Regions from separate parts of the Homo sapiens genome. Here regions 2 and 3 are each linked to region 1. A link is a contact called in ENCODE Hi-C or POLR2A ChIA-PET data. All regions are on one chromosome and are shown on one strand. Each heading gives the region's core, a stretch centred on a gene start or an enhancer-like site at or near the end of the contact. The rest is flanking DNA. Distances are from core to core; before and after follow the strand shown. Region 1 overlaps LINC03036 (long intergenic non-protein coding RNA 3036). Region 2 overlaps LINC03036 (long intergenic non-protein coding RNA 3036). Region 3 holds the start of LINC03036 (long intergenic non-protein coding RNA 3036).

Region 1 (3,753 bases), core at 258-2,757:
CTCATCCCTGAGACAGAGTTGCTCACAACCCGGTTTGGATATTTGTCCCTGCTCAAGTCTCATGTTGAATTGTAATCCCTGATGCTGGAGGTGGGGCCTGGGGGGAAGTGTTTGGATTATGGGGGTGGATCTCTCATGGTTGGTGTTGTCTTCATGATAGTGAGTGAGCTCTCGAGAGATCTGGCTGTTTAAAAGTGTGTGGCACCTCCCCAACTCTTTCTCTTGCTCCTGCTTTCGCCACGTGAACTGCCTGCTCCTCCTTCACCTTCTGCCATCGTTGTCAGCTTCCCGAAGCCTCCCCAGAAGCCCAGCAGATGCTGAGGCCATGGTTCCTGTACAGCCAGCAGAACCGCGAGCCAGTTAAACCTCTTTCCTTTATAAATTACCCAGTCTCAGGTATTTCTTTATAGCAGTGCGAAAACTGCCTAATACACTCTGTGTAAAACTGTTGGTCTGAGGGTCAGACTAGGTCCCTAGTCTTAGACGCATCAGAAGGCATTCCTGACATCTCTTGGGCATCAGCTCTTTCAGCCCCCTCTGCTTGGACCAAGCAGTGATGAAGGGAAGAGGAGAGACCACAGCTTGATGGTGAGTCTCACCTAGAAGCTCCCTGCCCTGACCTAGGCTTAGCCCTGCCCCCAGCCTATCCCTTATATGACGTTTCCTTCTCTCATTCTGCTTTTTGTTAAGGCTCTGGAGGTCTGGCCTCTTTAAATAGCACATCAACCCCCCGGAGGAGGGAGGTACAGCCAGGGCTGCTCATGTCCTTGAACTCTGTGGCTGGCTAGGGGTGGGGGCAGGAGGAGGCCTCAGACTGCAGAGTGGGTGCCGCTCTGGAAACACTGGGCTGGGACAAGGGTGCCATCTCCTGCTGGGGCCAGTCTGGAACGGGTCACTGCATGTTGAGCCTCTGTTCCACCTGCTTCCATGAGGGATTGGCAAGTAGGGGTCAAGGTAAAAACACATTTGTGTATACAGGGGTGTATACAGGTATACAGGGGTACACAAATTAAAGATAAAAGAGACCAGGCACAGTGGCTTACTCCTATCATCCTAGTGTTTTGGGAGGCCGAGGCAGGAGGATAGCTTGAGGCCAGGAGTTCAAGCCCAGCCTGGCCAACATAGTGAGACTCTGTCTCTAAAAAATAAAATAAAATAAAATAAAAAATTAGCTGGGCGTGGTGGCATGTACCTGTAGTCCCAACAACTTGGGAGGCTGGGGTGGAAGGATCCCTTGAGTCTAGGAATACGAAGCTGTAGTGAGCCATGATTGCACCATTGCAATCCAGCCTGGGAGACAGAGGAAGAACCCCACTCAAAAAAAAAAAAAAAAAAAAAAAAAAAAGATGAAAGAGAAACTAGCTGGATAAGGAGAGATGGTGACAGAAGCCAGAAATTACATACTTCCTTGTGACTGAGGTCTAAATTTGGCCCTGAACTTTTTGGCAGACAAGACAAAAAGAGCAATATGACAGGTTTCTTAGTCTCTTTGTTTAATTGAAAGAAACAAGTGTTCAGTGAGGGCAAACTTTCCCCTTCTGGCACAAAGTTGTAGAAGGAATTTATCACCTAGGGCCTTATCTAAAGAATATTGGGTAACGTAAATTCATTCATTCCGCAAACAGAGGAAGTATACAAGATGTTGGTCTCATCAGCTGATGCCTTGTGAGTGGAAGCATTTGTGCTCTTTGCTGTTTCTGTCTTTTTCTTTTACATTTCTCCTCCCATTCCTACCTCTCCCTCCTCCTGCCCCCTCTTTGATCTTTGTTGTTATAATGTCTGTGTTTCCTGCTTGACTCTATGCCCTGTGTAGACAGGGGTCTGGTTTCTCTTGCTGTCTGTTGGTTTTCCACATATCAGGGAGGCTTCCAAAAATGTTGAGATAATTTAATAAGTAGTGGTTTAAGGGGAAAACAAGTTATTTTGTGGGTAATTGGAAGGACATCTAATCCAGAACTGGGGGCAGTTGAGGGGGGAGATACTTTCCTAGGGAAAGTGACACTCAGCCAAGATTTGAAGCACTCATAGAAATTAGGTAGAGGTCAGCTGGGTGCGGTGGCTCACGCCTGTAATCCCAGCACTTTAGGAGGCTGACATGGGCAGATCACTTGAGACCAGGAGTTCGAGACCAGCCTGGCCAACATGGTGAAAGCCCATCTCTACTAAAAATACAAAACATTAGCCGGGCATGGTGGTGGACACCTGTAATCCCAGCTACTCGGGAGGCTGAGGTGGGAGAATCATTTGAACCCAGGAAGTGGGGGTTGCAGTAAGCTGAGATCATGCCACTGCACTCCACCCTGGGTGACAGAGCAAGACCCCATTTCAAAAACAAAAAAAGAAATTAGGTGGAAGGTGAGGGGTGAAGACTGTTCAGGGACAGAGGATGTCACATCAGCCATGGCCTCTGTGCAGAGGGCCAGGGGTGAGTGGGGAGGGAGAAGGCTGGAGAGAGAAGTGGGAGCCTCTGAAGAGGAGTTACACTTTGGCCTGAAGACAATGGGAGTCCTTGAAGGGCTGGATTTGATCAACTGGGCTTTGGAAAGATGACTTTAGCTTGAACTGGAGGGGAGACCAAAACTATAAGCAGTGAGACCCAGGAACCTGGGTGAGGAATGATGGTGACATAGACTAGAGTGAGCCTCTGCTTGGAGAAAAGTGGGCAGATTGGGGGAAAAGAGAGAGAGAGAAAAAACAGAGTGTGTGTCTTCAGCCTCTAGAATTGATGGGATGTGGGGGTAAAGGAGGCATGAGTCTAGAGTCACTCCCAGGCTCCATGCTTGGGTGACTCAGGGTGGTTGATGGGCTTTCATTAGATGGGGAACCCACGAGGAGGGGCAGGCTTTATTGGGGGAAAATAAAGAGTTCGGCATAGAAAGGTTGTTCTTGAGATCCTAAAGAATACCCCAGAAGAAATGTCTGGCAGCACATGGTTCTGCTGCCAGGAGGCAGCCGGCAACTGAGATCAAGTTTTGGAGTCATCAGTCTATAGAATATAGGCAAAGTCAGGAGGCTGCCTGAAAGCCCCAGAGAGAGACGGAATGGAAAGAGGACTCAGACTGGACCCTGAGAACTTGAACATCTCATGGCCTGGCGGAGGAAAAATAATCATCAAAGGCAGATGGATACACAAACAAGTGTAGTGTTATGAAGGCCCACGGAAGCCAGCTGTCGAAACTGGCCATTGGGATTTCAAGAAGGCCAGCTAGGCCAAGTGCCACTAAAAGGTCAGCAAAGATAAGGACTGAAAAACATCTTTGGCATTTAGCAACAAGGAAGTCACCGATGACTCTTGCAGGAACAATTTCAGTGGGAGGTGGTGGCAATGGTAGTGGTGGTACTGAAGCCAGAGCTAGTGGATTTAAGCATGAGAGGGAAGGTGAGGAGAGAGAGGAGTGGGGACAGTTCATTAAAAGAAGTTTGGGTGTGAAAGGAAGAATAAAGAAAGAGAGGAGGTTGTAGAGAGAGGTGGGATGAGGAGGTAGAGTTATTATTATTATTTTTTTAAAGACAGGAGAACACAGTGGTTTATGGACAGTGTTTTCAGCTGCAGTTCTGTCCAAGATATAGAAATGGTCTTTGGGTAGTTTCATCCGTGAGTTCTTCAAAAATTCCAGGAAGATACTTCTGGATAAACAAATATGATCCAAGAATTTTGTGGGAATCTCACCCAAGAGGGGACGGAGCTCTGTAAACCCAGAGTGGGGAGAGGCAACGTGTCCCTCCGGGAGGATCTGGGGTATCTCTAGGCTT
Region 2 (3,417 bases), core at 327-2,826, 94 kb before region 1:
CCAGCATGTTGGGAGGCTGAGGCAGGTGGGTCACTTGAAGTCAGGAGTTTAAGACCAGCCTGGACAACATGGTGAAACCTCATCTCTACTAAAAATACAAAAATTAGCCACACGTGGTGGCGCACGCCTGTAGTCCCAGCTACTCGGGAGGCTGAGGCAGGAAAATTGCTCGAACCCGGTGGGTGGAGGTTGAAGTGAGCCGAGATCACGCCAATGCACTCCAGCCTGGGTAACAGAGTGAAACTCCATTTCAAAAAAGGGAAAAAAGATAAAAACAACCCCAAAATTAAAGTTATTAAAAATCAACTCTTAGTAGTTGGGTGGTAGGCTTGAAGAGTGAATACCGCCAAAGGCAGCCAGGTGTGGTGGTACGTGCCTGTAGTCCTAGCTACTTGGAGGCTGAGGCAGGAGGATCACTTGAGCCTCAGAGTTTGAGGCCATCCTGGGCAACATAATGAGACCTTGTCTCTCTAAAAAAGAAAAAAGAAAAGAAAAGAAAAGAAAAAAATGTCCTCAAAGGCAAAGGGTGCCTTTTCATTGAGAACACTAAAAATAAATTTTAATTATTCAAATAGTGGATTAATTCCTATTATAAAAAATTCAGGCCGGGCATGGTGGCTCACGCCTGTAATCCCAGCATTTTGGGAGGCTGAGGCGGGTGGATCACGAGGTCAGGAGATTGAGACCATCCTGGCTAACATGGTGAAACCCCGTCTCTACTAAAAATACAAAAAATTAGCTGGGCGCAGTGGCAGGTGCCTGTAGTCCCAGCTACTCGGAGGCTGAGGAAGGAGAATGGTGTCAACCCGGGAGGCGGAGCTTGCAGTGAGCCGAGATCGCGCCACTGCACTCCAGACGGGGAGAGAGAGCGAGACTCTGTCTCAAAAAAAAAAAAAAATAATAATAATAATTCAAACATTATAGACAAGGATAATATTTTCCTTTATCTCCTTGACTCCCACTCTCTATCATTACCTCCCCGGAGGTGACCCTGGAGTGTTAGTGTCACGAAGGCAGAGACTTCACTTGTACTTTTTCATCACTTTATCTCCAGAGGCAAGAGTAGTGCCAGGCACACAGTAAAATGAATGGGTTTAGTGAGTATTCTTCAGTTCTTAAAAAAAAAGTTTGCTATATAAATCTCAGCGATTGTTATCATAATCCAGTTCCATATGGTCTGGATATAATAGCCATATTTACTATGCCATATGTTCAAGTTACTTAACCTCACAAAAGCTTAAATGGATAACAATACTACTGCATGGCGTGGTTGTGAGGAATTCCAGGCTTTTTGCCATGCATTTATACATGAACACACGCACATGCATACACACGCACACACACACACACTTTTTAATTTAGTATATCTGTGATTCCATACATTCTGCAGTTTGCTTTTATCATTTACTATGTCCTAGAGTCTTTCCAAGTCAGTATATATACTGCCACCTCATTCTTTTTTCTGCTATGAGGATGAATCATGGTTTACTTAAGAGATGATAACAAACTCTCTGGCCTCTCCTCCCGGGATCTGGCAGGAGCTCAGAAAACGAATCTCTTGCTAAATCTCTGTCTGGTTGAGTAAGGTGCTCTGCAGGCTGGAGGAGCCTGTTGATATTTTAGTTTTCATCAGCTGTGCAAATCTGTGAGTCTTTTTGGTTTGAGTGCGTCAGTCTTGTCTGGAAATCTACACTGGGACTATTTTTAGCCTGTTAGGCCAGGGGATCTGCCGCTCTGTGGTCCAGTTGGTCATCTGCAGGTGCAGTCTCCAGCAAACGATCACAAGCTCTTTAAGATGTGCCTGGGCTTGGGGGGACCTGTCTCGCGGGCTTTTGTGGAACCTTCAATTCCTGGATTGTAAAGCAGGGCTGCAGGTCTCCTGGGATGAGCTCCAGCCAAGAGGTAAGGGACTGGAGGGAGATTCTTGGGTCCTTTCCCAATTCTGCCCAGACTGTCTCTAAGGTGATGCATGGACACTGATGGGACATTTGCAGTCTGGACTCAGCCTCTGCCTCAGCTCCACGGAAGCTGCAAACATTCACACCTCTGTGCCTTTGCACAAGCCTCTTCCTCTGCCAGGAATACCCTTCCCTTCTTTTTTTTGAGACAGAGTCCCACTCTGTTGCCCAGGCTGGAGTGCAGTGGTGCGATCTCAGCTCACTGCAACCTCGCCTCCCAGGTTCAAGTGATTCTCATGCCTCAGGTTCCTGAGTAGCTGGGATTACAGGCACCCTTCCTCCTTTTTGGCCTTCGAGGCTCAGCTCAAGTGTCCCCTTTTCAGGAAAGCTTCCTCCTTTCCCATGCAGCAGAGCTGGTCACTTTGTCCTCCAAGACCCCAGGGACTTTGTACTTGCTACCTCCTGGCCACAAGGCAGGACAGACCGCTGCCACCTGTCTGTTCCCTTCACTGATGGGGGCTTCTGGAAAGAGGGACCCTCAGTGCTCTCCTGGTGCCTGGTACATCATGGGACTTTGCAAATATCTGTTGGGTGACAGAAGCTCAGTGACTGCAGAATAATGTGATGAGTGCCACTGGAGAAGGAGCTGAGATCATGTGATCGGGAAACAAGGGCTGTTTTCAAGGGGCCACGCCTAGCTGGCTCTGCTCAGGATGTGTCTCATCATCCTCAAAGTGGTCTTTACAGGCTGGAAAGAGAAACCCAGTGTCAGAGACATGAATTTAACTCAGCTGAAGTCTCTCTCAAATTTCTAGAAAAAGATTAGCGGAAGATGCTAATTATTACACTGGTGCAAAAGTAATTGCGGTTTTTGCCATTACTTTTCTTGGCAAAAACCGCAATTACTTGTGCACCAACCTAATATTTCAGTGATAGTAGTTATGCATGTATCTAAAAGACAAAGCACCTTGAAGCACTCTCTGTGTTGAAAGTCATGTTGGATGAACAGAATAATGGTCCCCTTTCTACGAATCTGACCCTCAGAAGCCCAGCCATCTAGGAAGAGGCTGAGAAGTTGGGCGTGAGTAAAAGGCTTTGGGTAACTCTCTCCGTGTTCTACTGAGTAGTTTTGCTATACAGGAGAGTCAGCTCCTTTCTAGGAACCCATTAAATCTTTACATACATTTGTAACATTTTCTTTGATGACTCATGGTCAGCTCAGGCCATTGAGTTGGTGGTGATAGAGGAGGTGGTGTTAGACATACACTCGGCTACTTCTACGGATAGTACTGTGGGATGGCAGAGTGTAGTAATTTGGTAATGTCAATTCTGAGTTATTGGGAACATGTTAAATTTCATTTACTCTGTTTAAAAAGGCAGGAAGTGCCTAATACATTTAGTTTAGAAAATGATTAGCACACCTGACTGGGCGCGGTGGCTCATGCCTATAATCCTAGCACTTTGGGAGGCCAAGGTGGGCGGATCACCTGAGACCAGGAGTTTGAGACCAGCCTGGCCA
Region 3 (3,665 bases), core at 1,089-3,588, 120 kb before region 1:
TAAACTGGTGGGGTTCCGGAAACCGACATGGGTCTTCCAGTAGGAGTGGGAACACATGAAGGACCCCCAACAATTCCTTTAATTAGTGCTTATTCTAGTTTGAGCACTGCCTGTATTAAAGTCAGACGCAGCCCACGGTGGAACCTTCTTGAATACGAGTTAATACACGAATAGCTCAGAGCTAGAGATCCATCTTCTATTTGTTTGACAGGCAACAGCTGGAATGGGCTTTCCTCCACTAGGAACCCTGAAATTGAGTAATCTAGGGTGAATTAATACTGCTGTCTTCCCTTCCTCCCTTTGATCTTAATATCATAAACGTTTTTAAAGAACTGGAAGAGGGTGAGTGTGTAGAGAAAATGCCAAGTAGGAAAGTTACAGGTGAGATTAATGAATTCATACTGTTACTGTATAAATACACAATTTTTTTAAACAGCACCATTTCCAAGTTATACACAATATGATTATGACTTGGCACAACTTTTAAAGGTGGAAAAGGCTAGTTGCTAGTTCAGTAATAAAATACCTGGTACATAGAACGATAAGGAGCTGTATTCTACCTGCTACACATTGTGCATTTTACACCTCCAGCTAGGACAGAAACAAGCCACAAGCGGGGAATACCCGCCCAAATTAATACTGGAAAGTTTACAAAACCTTCACTTCTCATAAGGGTGATGCTACCAGCGGCTTGCTTCACCTGGAATTAGAGTAACTGATTTTTAAAGACAACTGAGAATATTAACTCGCTTCAAACAATAAAATAGTCATTTTGCCGACATTTCATAAAATCGCCAGTTTTAAGCTCAGTTCAGAGGCTTTTAAAAAAATATTCTAGACCTAGTAAAGTGCCTCCATTCATAAAATGAAACATCCAAGATTGAGACAATTTCATACTGATGCGCATCTAAAATAGGTCGACGTATACAGTAAATAAACAGCGCCTCTAAGTTGCCATATTTCAGTTAGTGGAATACACACCCAGCCTTCGCCGTTCTGGATGTGCAAACTAGAAACTGAAGACAAATGGGGATTTCAGCGTCTAGTCCCAATCGTTCAGCACGGAAGTACTCCACACGGTCGGCTGCTTTTCAAAAACCACCAGGACGACGTCCCATGTCGAGCCGACCGCTGAGCCGCACGCCTCCCCACGGCGGGGGCGAGATGGTGCGCAGACCTAGCGGTGCGAGGGGCGGCGGCGACCCTGGGCGGCCGGGAGCCCGGGCCTTCAGCGCAGCTTCTTGCCAGGCGGGCCGTCCCTGGCGCTGCGGGGCGGCGGGCGGGCGGGCGGCGGCGGCACTTTGGAGAGCGGGCAGTACTTGATGGTGTGCGCGTTGTCGCCGCTGGCGCCGCACAGGGGACACGTGTAGCGGCGCAGCACGGGACACAGCACTCGCCCGTCGGGGCCCTTGAGGATATGGGTGGTGTAGAGCGCCATCGCCTCCTTGTTGTTCCGGCAGAACACGCACACCTGCAGCTCGGGCTTCAGCAGCCGGGCGGCCGCCGCCCCGGAGGCCGCGTGCAGCCGGGGCTCGGCCGCCCACGCCGGGGCCCGCTCCTCGCGCGGCGTCGCCTCGCTGGTGGTGGTGGCGGCGGCGGCGGCGGCGGGCGCGCAGCCCAGCAGCACGGCGGCGGCACGACCCGCGAACGGGCTCAGCTCGGCGAAGCGCTCCTCCAGCAGCCCGGCCTCGGCGGGGCCCGCGCACAGCTCCAGCGCGCGCAATTCCAGCGCGCTCCCCAGGTAGCGGCCCCGGGACCCCGGCTCGTCGCTGTCGTCGTCGTCGTCCTCGTCGTAGTCGGGCGGCCCCAGCGCCGGCCCCAGCGCCCCAGGCCCGGCCCCCGTGTGGGGGGAGCAGCAGGACGACGAGGAGGAGGAGGGCGGGGAGCCGCCGCCGCCGTTCCCACCGCGGGCGCAGCCGAAGCGCGGCTCGCCGTCCACCGCTTTGGTGATGAGCGTGGCGAGCCCCAGGTAGTCGTTCCAGGAGCTGAAGGGCTGCGGGTGCGCCGGGCCCGGGGCGCTCACGTAGCGGGCGCTGGGCACGAGCGCCATGGGCGGGGGGGCGCGGCCGCGGCGGGGCGAGCGGGGCGCCCAGGGGAAAGCCTCCATGGGCGGGCTGCGGGCCGCGCGCCGCCTCCCCGCCGCCGGCGCGGGCCGGACGGAAGGGACACGCCGAGCCTGCCCGCCGGCCTGCCGCGGGGTGGGGCCGCCGCGCCGCCTTTTATCGGGCCCACTCCTCCCCGCCCCCCGGCCTCGCCGCCGCGGCCCTGCCCCCTGCGTTCCCCCGCCCCGGCCACCTCGCCCGCGCCCCGGACGGAGGCGGAGCGGAGGCGGGCTGGCTGTGTGCGCGCTCCGCTCCAGCCCGCGCGGCTCCCGCGCCCCGCGCGCTGCGCCAGCCTCGCCAGCTGTCGGGCGGCCTTCATTCCGGGAGGGGGCGGGCGAGGCGCCGCCTCGAGCCGTGGCGCTCATTGGCTGCAGACCAGAGCCCCCCGGCGCCTCGGGCGCCGCTCCGGACGCTGATTGGTGGGAACACGGGGAGGGGGCGTGTTCTCCGCGCAGCTGGGAGGTGAGGAGAAAGTAGGGGAGAGAAGGGCCGGGAAGGGAGGGCCGCTGGGGCCCGCATTCGAGCGCCGGGCCTGGGCTTGGAGCAGGTGACCAGGCCTGGGTCTCCTCGGCCTGGTGGTGAGGCCCCCCGAGGACAGGGGTCAGGGTGGCCACAGGTTTACGCCCCCACCTCCCAGCCTTTAATGGCCCTAGGCCCTAATCCTGAGAATCCCCGCTATCCACCCCCTTCTCACCAACATCAGCATGAAAAGCTGGACGCGTTGGAAGGATGCAGCTCTCCCATCACAGCCGCCCAACCAGCCAGTGGCTTCCGTTTGCACCGCGCGTTGGAGCGCTTTCCCCTGGGCGAAATCCATACAAACCCTGAGGTTCGGGGAGGCTGTGGTTCCTGCCGCGGTAAGAGCGGAGGGACGCAGGACTTTCCGGCTGCACGCAGCAGCCTTCCTCCCAACAGGTGCTCAGGGACTTCAGCCAATGGGTGGCCGATAGCCGGTTACTTAGGTCGGGGTTGGGGCTGGGCCGGAAAATCTCATGGCTGGAGAGCCTAGGACAGTGACTGGGATGTGTGTGTGTGTGTGTACCCCCTCGCCCCAGAGGCCTGAGTCAAAATGTGGGTTGTATGTGCAGTTTGAAAAACAACGTGTATTCAATGTTATATTTTGTCTTCCTTCCTTCCTTCCTTCCTTCCTTCCTTCCTTCCTTCCTTCCTTCCTTCCTTCCTTCTTTCCTTCCTTCTTTCCTTCCTTCCTTCCTTCCTTCTTTCCCTCCTTCCTTTTCTTTCTTTTTTTTTCTTTTCTTTCCGCATCCCGGGTTCAAGCAATTCTCCTGCCTCAGCCTTCCAAGCAGCTGGGATTACAGATGCCCGCCACCATGCCGGGCTAATTTTTTGTATTTTAGTAGAGACGGGGTTTCACTATGTTGGCCAGGCTTGTCTTGAACTCCAGACCTCGCGATCCGCCTGCCTTGGCCTCCCAAAGTGTTGGTGTTACAGGCGTGAGCCACCGCGTCTGGCCTCTTTCTTTCTTTCTCACTCTTTCTTTTTTCTTCTTGATTTTTCTTTTTTCTTTTTTTTTTTTCTTGAGACAGGGTCTCACTATGTTGC

Evidence for each region. Hi-C counts contacts between places; a loop is a spot of excess contacts on that map. ChIA-PET counts read pairs that join two places held with the same protein, here RNA polymerase II (POLR2A). Pooled maps may share reads with other maps.
Region 2: a loop to region 1 is called in a map of PC-9, with 6 times the contacts of the local background. The contact joins two enhancer-like sites. A Hi-C loop is called at or near these places in 1 of 168 maps with a recorded cell type or tissue (PC-9) and 1 of 50 pooled maps. POLR2A ChIA-PET finds 5 or more read pairs at or near these places in 2 of 52 experiments (BJ and GM10248).
Region 3: a map of heart left ventricle shows a loop between it and region 1 (2.5-fold over the local background). The contact joins the promoter of LINC03036 here to the enhancer-like site in region 1. A Hi-C loop is called at or near these places in 5 of 168 maps with a recorded cell type or tissue (Calu3, PC-9, Right ventricle myocardium inferior and 2 more) and 8 of 50 pooled maps. POLR2A ChIA-PET finds 5 or more read pairs at or near these places in 3 of 52 experiments (A673, GM10248 and HCT116).

What each region holds. Positions count from the first base shown.
Region 1 is chr10:118,911,015-118,914,767 of GRCh38, reverse strand. The region is part of intron 2 of LINC03036 (long intergenic non-protein coding RNA 3036); the gene reads left to right. Among named protein-coding and RNA genes, the nearest start is that of LINC03036, 120 kb to the left of the region's middle. Within about 2 kb of position 1,507, at least 4 of the 41 ENCODE cell types and tissues checked have a DNase peak (open chromatin) inside an H3K27ac peak, as active enhancers do; they include PC-9 and heart left ventricle, where a contact is called at or near this core.
Region 2 is chr10:119,005,195-119,008,611 of GRCh38, reverse strand. All of the region lies in intron 2 of LINC03036 (long intergenic non-protein coding RNA 3036), which reads left to right. Among named protein-coding and RNA genes, the nearest start is that of LINC03036, 23 kb to the left of the region's middle. Within about 2 kb of position 1,576, at least 7 of the 41 ENCODE cell types and tissues checked have a DNase peak (open chromatin) inside an H3K27ac peak, as active enhancers do.
Region 3 is chr10:119,028,244-119,031,908 of GRCh38, reverse strand. It overlaps LINC03036 (long intergenic non-protein coding RNA 3036), which reads left to right and starts at 2,338. Exons shown (of 4, transcript NR_186540.1): 1 at 2,338-2,564. NANOS1 (nanos C2HC-type zinc finger 1) reads right to left here and starts at 2,195. Exons shown (of 1, transcript NM_199461.4): 1 at 1-2,195. The coding sequence starts at 2,107. The coding sequence ends at 1,229. RefSeq lists silencers at 1,124-1,423, 1,794-2,003, 2,124-2,593 and an enhancer at 2,418-2,918.